Linked DNA regions of Homo sapiens: region 2 is linked to region 1. Evidence: read pairs that join two places in POLR2A ChIA-PET (ENCODE). Cell type or tissue: B cell. All regions are shown on one strand.

Region 1 (4,000 bases):
TCCGCCCGCCTCGGCCCCCCAAAGAGCTAGGATTACAGGCGTGAGCCACCGCGCCCAGCCCAGTGAGCCATGATTGCACCACTGCACTCCAGCCTGGGTGACCGGAGTGAGACCCTGTCAAAAACAAAAACAAACAAAAAAAAATGGAAGAAAGAAAGAAAAAGGAGAGAGGGAGGGAAGGAGGGAGAGAGGGAAGGAAGGAAGGAAGGAAGCAAGGAAGGAAGGAAGGAGGCTGTGGACTACAAAATGGGCCTATGGATAGAGGAAAGAGGTCGCAGGTGACAGATATGTGATGAAAGGAACAGAAACAAGGCATCATGGGGAAGAAAAGTGGCAGCATGAACAGTAAGAGAATCATTACAGGCTGGGTGCAGTAGCTCACGCCTGTAATCCCAGCACTTTGGTAGGCTGAGGCCAGGAGTTTGAGACCAGCCTGGGCAACATGGTGAAACCCTGTCCTTACAAAAAAGTTAAAAATTAGCCGGGATGTGATACCTTGTGCCTGTGGTCCCAGCTACGTGGGAAGCTGCGGTGGAAGGATTGCTTGAGCCTGGGAGATCGAAGCTTCAGTGAACCGTAATTGCACCACTCCCTTCCAGGCTGGAGGACAGAGCAAGACCCCGTCTCTGAAAATAAAAAAGGGCCTGCTTTAGGTGGCTCACACTTCTAATCTCAACACTTTGGGAGGCTAAGCAAGAAAACTGCTTGAACGCAGGAGTTCACGATCAGCCTGGGCAACATAGTGAGACCCCATCTCCACAAAAAATTAAAAAATCAGCCTGGCATGGTGGCCCACGCCTGTAGGAGGTGAGGTGGGAGGATTGACTGAGCCAGGGAGGTTGAGGCTATAGTGAACCATGTTCACACCACTGCACTCCAGCCTGGGCAACAGAGCGAGACCCTGTCTGAAAACAAAAAAGAAGCATCCCGTGGAAGGAATTAGCATCAGAAAGAAAAGACAGTGGGAGATGCAGATGGTTGGTAAGAGAAATGTGGCAGCAAGTACAGAAACAAGGCAGCAGGTAGGGGAAATGATTTGCAGAGTGGCCAGACAGGGCAGTGGGGGCATAGACACAGGACATGTGACATATGTGGTTATAAGCAGAGAAAGGAGGCAGCGAGTGGGAGAAGGGTAGCAGTTACAGGAATTAAACAGGAGGCTGGGTGCGGTGGCTCACGCCTGTAATCCCAGCACTTTGGGACGCCGAGGCGGGCGGATCACAAGGTCGGGAAATGGAGATCATCCTGGCTAACACAGTGAAACCTCGTCTCTACTGAAAATACAAAAAAAAGTAGCCGGGCGTGGTGGCGGGCCGCTGTAGTCCCAGCTACTCGGGAGGCTGAGGCAGGAGAATGGTGTGAACCCAGGAGGCAGAGGTTGCAGTGAGCCGAGATCATGCCACGGCACTCCAGCCTGGGCAACAGAGCCAGACTCCGTCTCAAGAAAAAAAAAAAATTAGCCAGGTGTGGGAGCGGGTGCCTGTAATCCCAGCTACTTGGGAGGCTGAGGCAGGAGAATTGCTTGAACCCGGGAGACAGAGGTTGCAGTGAGCTGAGATCGCACCACTGCACTCCAGCCTGGGCCACAGAGTGAGACTCCATCTCAAAAAAAAGAAAGAAAGAAAGTAAGCAGGGGGCACGGAAAATATTGCAACAGAGATGGAAAAAATGTGTAGCAGGAATAAATCATGCAAATAGAGAAGTAAGGCTAAGGCAGCAGGTGAGAAATTAGCAGCAGATATGGAAACAGAAGATAAGAGAGCTGAGGCTTAAGTCTATAGACATCTGCCTGCAAATGGGAGAACCACGGATGAGTGAAGATATGAGGCTGAAGCCCAGAGCCTCCCTATGGTGCCTCCCCAACCCCATCCCAGGTGTATTTCGGGCGCTGGCTGATCGAGGGAGGCCCTCTGGTGGTGCTCCTGGACGTGGGTGCCTCAGCTTGGGCCCTGGAGCGCTGGAAGGGAGAGCTCTGGGATACCTGCAACATCGGAGTGCCGTGGTACGACCGCGAGGCCAACGACGCTGTCCTCTTTGGCTTTCTGACCACCTGGTTCCTGGGTGAGGTAGGCCCCGTCTGACACATTCCACCCATACCTGAAACTACAATGACCATCAGCCCCTGGGCCAGAGGATGGGCTTCTCCCTGGGCATTCTGGGAGTCATAGGGTCCTTTAATCCAAGGATTAGCTCTGGCCTTTGAGGACATGAACATCCAAGGGCCCAGGCTCTACTCTCGATGCCAACTTCATTTACTCTAGTCTTCCAAGCATAGGGATTCTTGGAATCAGCCTCAAAGTGAGGCTGGCGGGCTTGCCCGAGGAATTCTAGGAGTTGTAGTTCTCTAGTGTGATATTGCTGGACTCAGCTCTCAGATGCTGCCCTGGATGCTCATGAATCCCCAGCCTGACCTGGTTTTGACCCCCTTCTAGGTTTTAAGAGGCTCAAGAAGCTTAGTTTCCAGGCTGGGCACGGTGGCTCATGCCTGTAATCCCAGCACTTTGGGAGGCCGATGGGGGAAGATCACGTGAGGCCAGGAGTTCAAGATGGCCAAACCTCGTCTTTACTAAACATACAAAAAAATTAGCTGGGTGTGGTGGTGGGCACCTGTAATCCCAAATCCCAGCTACTTGGGAGGCTGAGACAGGAGAATTGCTTGAACCTGGGAGGCGGGAATTGCAGTGAGCTGAGATTGCATCACGGCACTCCAGCCTGGGCCACAGAGTGAGACACTGTCTCAAAAAAAAAAAGAAAAAGAAAAAAAAAAAAAGAAGCTTAATTTCTCATGCCCTGGGACAAATAATTGAGGAACTGGCTGCTCCTATGGCATTCTGGGAGTTGTAGTCCCTTTGCCAATGTTGGGTGCAGACAGCGTACCCTTGAGACAAGGGGTCTTTGGAAACTATGTCCAGGACCTGGGAACATGAAAACTTCAGTCTGTCCAATCTAACCCTGCCAGGACTTAGATGGTTGGCCAAAAAATCCTCAGTTCCTGTCAACCCCTGAGGAGGCAGTCACTTGAGCCCAGGAGTTCAAGACCAGCCTGGGCTGCCTCAGGGATTTACAGGTCCCTGTCCGGTTGGGATTGCTGCAGTGGGCCGCTGCCCACTCTGTGCAGTAGTGGTGACAGATTGACCTCTCCCCGAGTCCTTGTCCCTACTGGGGATTGCCGATTCTTTTCCCAACACTCGTGGAGACAGTGGCCCTGTCCCTGTTGCCCACAGTTCCTGGCACAGAGTGAGGAGAAGCCACATGTGGTTGCTCACTTCCATGAGTGGTTGGCAGGCGTTGGACTCTGCCTGTGTCGTGCCCGGCGACTGCCTGTAGCAACCATCTTCACCACCCATGCCACGCTGCTGGGGCGCTACCTGTGTGCCGGTGCCGTGGACTTCTACAACAACCTGGAGAACGTGAGCTGGGACCGTGGCAGATGGGGGACTGCGAGTATGCCAGGAAAACCCAAAGCTCTGGGGGGCCCAAGGGGATGGCACCCCCTCTTCTCCCAGGATCCAGGAGTCCAAGTCCCCAGACCCCTCCTACCTCAGACCCAGGAATCCAGCCCCCAGCACCAATTTCTCTTGGGACCCCAGTGTCTGGACCTCCAGAGTCTTCTCCCCAATCCTTCTAACCGGACTGCTGTCCCCTCCCACCCAGTTCAACGTGGACAAGGAAGCAGGGGAGAGGCAGATCTACCACCGATACTGCATGGAAAGGGCGGCAGCCCACTGCGCTCACGTCTTCACTACTGTGTCCCAGATCACCGCCATCGAGGCACAGCACTTGCTCAAGAGGAAACCAGGTAGGGGCTGGGCTGAAGTCCCCAGACGTGAATGAGGTAGGCAGCTGTCTATGCCAAAGCCAGTTGCTCCTCAGCCCAAGAAGCCCACTGTAAGTTGAAATAGCATAAACCGAAAACGTATTTCGGCTGGGCATGGTGGCTCACACCTGTAATCTCAGCACTTTGAGAGGCCAAGGCAGGAGAACCACTTGAGCCCGGGAA
Region 2 (4,000 bases), 260 kb after region 1:
CCCCTCAGTGGATCCCCCTCACCTTGATTCTGATCTTACTGTTCCACAGGAAAAGATTAAGGAAATTGGAGACCGTCAGCCAGAAAAGTAAGAGAAATTCTGAGCAGAGTGGTCTGGAGGGATGCAGGGGTTGGGTTTTGCGTCTAGTTCTGTGTTCACCCCATGCATGCCCCAGTGCAAGTTTCTGCTTCTCCTTGCGCTCAACTTTTCCAGCTGCGCAATGGGAGTTGGTCTTGCTCTCCCACTTAGACTTAGATCTTGGGGTTTGTAAACTATGATGAGGGTTGGGCAGGGATCACAAATTCCTTCCTCTTTTTCAAGCCACCCTGAGGGGGTCCCCGAGGTGCCCCTGACTCCTGAAGCTGTGTCTGTGGAGCTGCGGCCACTCATGCTGTGGATGGCCAACACCACGGAGCTGCTTAGCTTTGTGCAGGAGAAGGTGCTGGAAATGGAGAAGGAGGCTGACCAAGAGGGTGAGCTCTGACTCAGGCTCAGGCTTGTCCAAGTCTCCCATCATGCCCTGCACCTGGGGACCTGGGCTCCTGGCTGCCGACTTCTGGTTCTCCCTCTTAACCCCAAGCCTGTCCTCAGACCCACAGCTCTGCAATGACTTGGAATTATGTGATGAGGCCATGGCCCTCCTGGATGAGGTCATCATGTGTACCTTCCAGCAGTCTGTCTACTACCTCACCAAGGTTGGCCCTTGCCTCTTACTTCCTGTTTGACATAGCATCACTTCCTGTTTCACGTAATATCACTTCCTGTTTGTGGTAACATCACTTCTTGTTTGAACTACACTGTGTGGCTCTGATGTCACTATTTGACTCAAGATTTTCTGCTTTTCTCTGACATGACATCCCATCTCACCCAAGGACTTTGCTGTTCTGACACCACTTGTTAGAGCTTACATCACTTCCTGCCTTTCTGGCTTCTTTTCCTTTGTAATCATCACCTGGGCAAACGCGGTGGCTCACATCTGTAATCCCGGCACTTTGGGAGGTCAAGGCGGGTGGATCACTTGAGGTCAGGAGTTTGAGAGCAGCCTGGCCAACATGGTGAAACCCCATCTCTACTAAAAATACAAAATTAGCCAGGCATGGTGGCCTGCGCCTATAATCCCAGCTATTGGAGAGGCTGAGGCACAAGAATCACTTGAACCTGGGAGGCGGATGTTGCAGTGAACCAAGATTACTTCATGCCACTGCATTCCAACCCGGGAGATGGAGCGAGACTCTGTCTCAAAAGAGTAATATAACGCCGGATGCAGTGGCTCACGCCTGTAATCCCAGCACTTTGGGAGGCCAAGGTGGGCAGACCGCGAGGTCAGGAGTTTGAGACCAGACTGACCAACATGGTAAAACCCCGTCTCTACTAAAAATACAAAAATTAGCTGGGTATGGTAGCGCGTGCCTGCAATCCCAGCTACTCAGGAGGCTGAGGGAGGAGAATCGCTTGAACCCGGGAGGCGGAGGTTGCAGTGAGCTGAAATCGCACCATTGCACTCCAGGGCGACAGAGACAGACTCCATCTCAAAAAAGTAAAATAAAATTAAACGAAATAAAAAAAAAAGTAATCATCACCACTTTTGACAGGCTGACCTCACTACTTGGTAACATCACCATTACCACCTTCTGAATCTCCCACTTTCTAAGTCTACTCTTCAGTCACTGTTAAGTTTCATATATAATAGATAGATAAATGATTGATAGATAGCTAGAGATCAAATAGTGCCAGGAACTGTGATTTAAACTGAAGATCCTCTTTCATCAGGCCCCACTTCCTTCGCTTGCTGACCTCACTTCCTACAGCTCTGAATTCACTTCCCTTTCAGAACGACAGATCTTTTTCTCTGAGTGCCCTTCCTGGAAGGGCCTGCTTTCTGCCCCAGTTTCCCCCCCATTACCCTTGACCTTAACACCACTTCTTGGCATTCTCAGGGTTTCTGGCTTATGGTGGGCTTGATGCCCTATGTGCAAGAATGAGAGAGGATCTTTTGGGACAGCTAACTATCAGTCTCTAAGTTCCTCTAGCAGCCTGGATTGTGAAGCCCTTTCCTCCTTCACTTCCTGTACATTCCTGCCAAGTGTGCGTTTATTTCTTCTGTTTCTGACCTCATTTCCTGTCCTTGGCCTGATCTCATTTTCCACTGGCAAACTGCCATCCCACTCCCACTTCCTGACTCTCCATTCTTTTTCTTTCCTTTGGGAATTCAGGATGAATAATTCTTTGACTGAAAGGGAACTCTTTGTCCAGTATCCTTTGTCCTCCTTGAGCTGTCTCTGCTGAGAACTACAAGTCCCACAATGCACAAGAGGTGATCTTAAAATACTCGAGAAACTTGTATACCCTTCTATCAAGTAGGGATTTGCTCACGGAGACCCTTTGGGTGTTGACTGTAGAATGGACTACAACTCCCAGAAGACTTTGGTGGAGCTCCCCACTATCTTCATGCTCTATTACCCTGAAGCTTCCTGGGAGTTGTAGTCCAATCACTTGTTTCCACTTCTCTATTTTCTCAGACTCTCTATTCAACGCTGCCTGCTCTCCTGGATAGTAACCCTTTCACAGCTGGTGCAGAGCTGCCGGGGCCTGGCGCGGAGCTGGGGGCCATGCCTCCAGGATTGAGACCTACCCTGGGCGTGTTCCAGGCAGCCTTGGAGCTGACCAGCCAGTGCGAGCTGCACCCTGACCTCGTGTCTCAGACTTTTGGCTACTTGTTCTTCTTCTCCAACGCATCCCTTCTCAACTCGCTGATGGAACGAGGTGAAGGTTGGCTGGGAGCTGTCAGGGAGGCAAAGACAGGAGCCACTGAGACTCAGGTCATATTAGACACACCACGGGCTCAAGCCTCACCTTTGGGTACCCTGGAGAACAAGCTCCAGATCCCAGGCTGAAGGATAGGAAGAGTCTGGGAGGCAGGAGCACAGAGTCCAGCCAACCAACTGCCTCTCATACCTTTAACACCCACAGGTCAAGGCCGGCCTTTCTATCAATGGTCCCGAGCTGTTCAAATCCGAACCAACCTGGACCTCGTCTTGGACTGGCTACAGGGAGCTGGGCTGGGCGACATTGCCACTGAGTTCTTCCGGAAACTCTCCATGGCTGTGAACCTGCTCTGTGTGCCCCGCACTTCCCTGCTCAAGGTGACTCCTGGTCAGCTATACCTGACCCCTGACCTCTGACTCCTCAACCCCCCTCAGCCACCTTCTATATTCAGCTCACCGTCAGAGCTCCCCTTGAACCCCATGCCATCCCCAGCCCCAGCTCAGACACTGTGGGTAACACATTGGCAGGTAGAAGGAAGCCAGCACCAACAATGACTAAACTCGGCTGTGTCTGAATCCTGGTGGAACTTATTAAAAATAGTTTCCAGGCCAGGAGCAGTGGCTCGCGCCTATAATCCCAACACTTTGGGAGGCCTAAGTAGGTGGATCACTTGAGGCCAGGAGTTTGAGACCAGCCTGGCCAACATGGCGAAACGCTGTCTCTACTAAAAATACAAAAATTAGCCAGGCTTGATGGCGCACGCCTGTAATCCCAGTTACTCTGGAGGCTGAGGGAGGAGAATCGCTGGAACCTGGGAGGCAGAAGCTGCAGTGAGCCAAGATTGCACCATTGCACTCCAGCCGGGGCGACAGAGCGAGACCCTGTCTCCAGAAAAAAAAAAAAAAAAAAAGTTTCCAGGGTCCCTCACTCAGACATGCTGAGTCAGAAAGTGTGGTATGAGACAAAGGAACATGATGATTAAAACATTCATTGAACATGAACTACCTGCCAGGCACCCTGTTTAGCACTTCTAGTTTAATGCTGACAAAGCCCCATCGAAGTAGGTGACTGACTGTTTTTTGGATGAGGAAACAGAATCAGGTAGGACAGGTCGCTTGATTTCACTTATTTTTCCTTTTTTTTTTTTTTTTTTTGAGACGGAGTCTCACTCTGTCACCCAGGCTGGAGTGCAATGGCATGATCTCGGCTCACTCCAACCTCCGCCTCCCGAGTT

The links. ChIA-PET counts read pairs that join two places held together with the same protein. Peaks named below come from ENCODE experiments on the same cell type or tissue, not always from the same donor. Only the 100,000 strongest peaks of a DNase experiment are listed, where the experiment ranks them.
Region 2: POLR2A ChIA-PET joins it to region 1 with 6 read pairs; 9 of 35 experiments call an interaction of 5 or more read pairs at or near these places.

Annotation. Positions count from the first base shown.
Region 1 is chr19:48,985,260-48,989,259 of GRCh38, reverse strand. GYS1 (glycogen synthase 1) reads left to right here. Exons shown (of 16, transcript NM_002103.5): 3 at 1,875-2,066; 4 at 3,225-3,410; 5 at 3,655-3,799. Among named protein-coding and RNA genes, the nearest start is that of GYS1, 6.0 kb to the left of the region's middle. RefSeq lists a silencer at 626-808. In B cell, no CTCF peak of the experiment used is centred here; no DNase peak of the experiment used is centred here.
Region 2 is chr19:48,723,480-48,727,479 of GRCh38, reverse strand. It overlaps RASIP1 (Ras interacting protein 1), which reads left to right. Exons shown (of 12, transcript NM_017805.3): 6 at 50-87; 7 at 322-473; 8 at 592-695; 9 at 2,520-2,763; 10 at 2,971-3,143. Among named protein-coding and RNA genes, the nearest start is that of MAMSTR, 5.8 kb to the right of the region's middle. In B cell, no CTCF peak of the experiment used is centred here; DNase peaks (open chromatin) are centred at 729, 1,929 and 2,429; H3K27ac peaks cover 737 bases.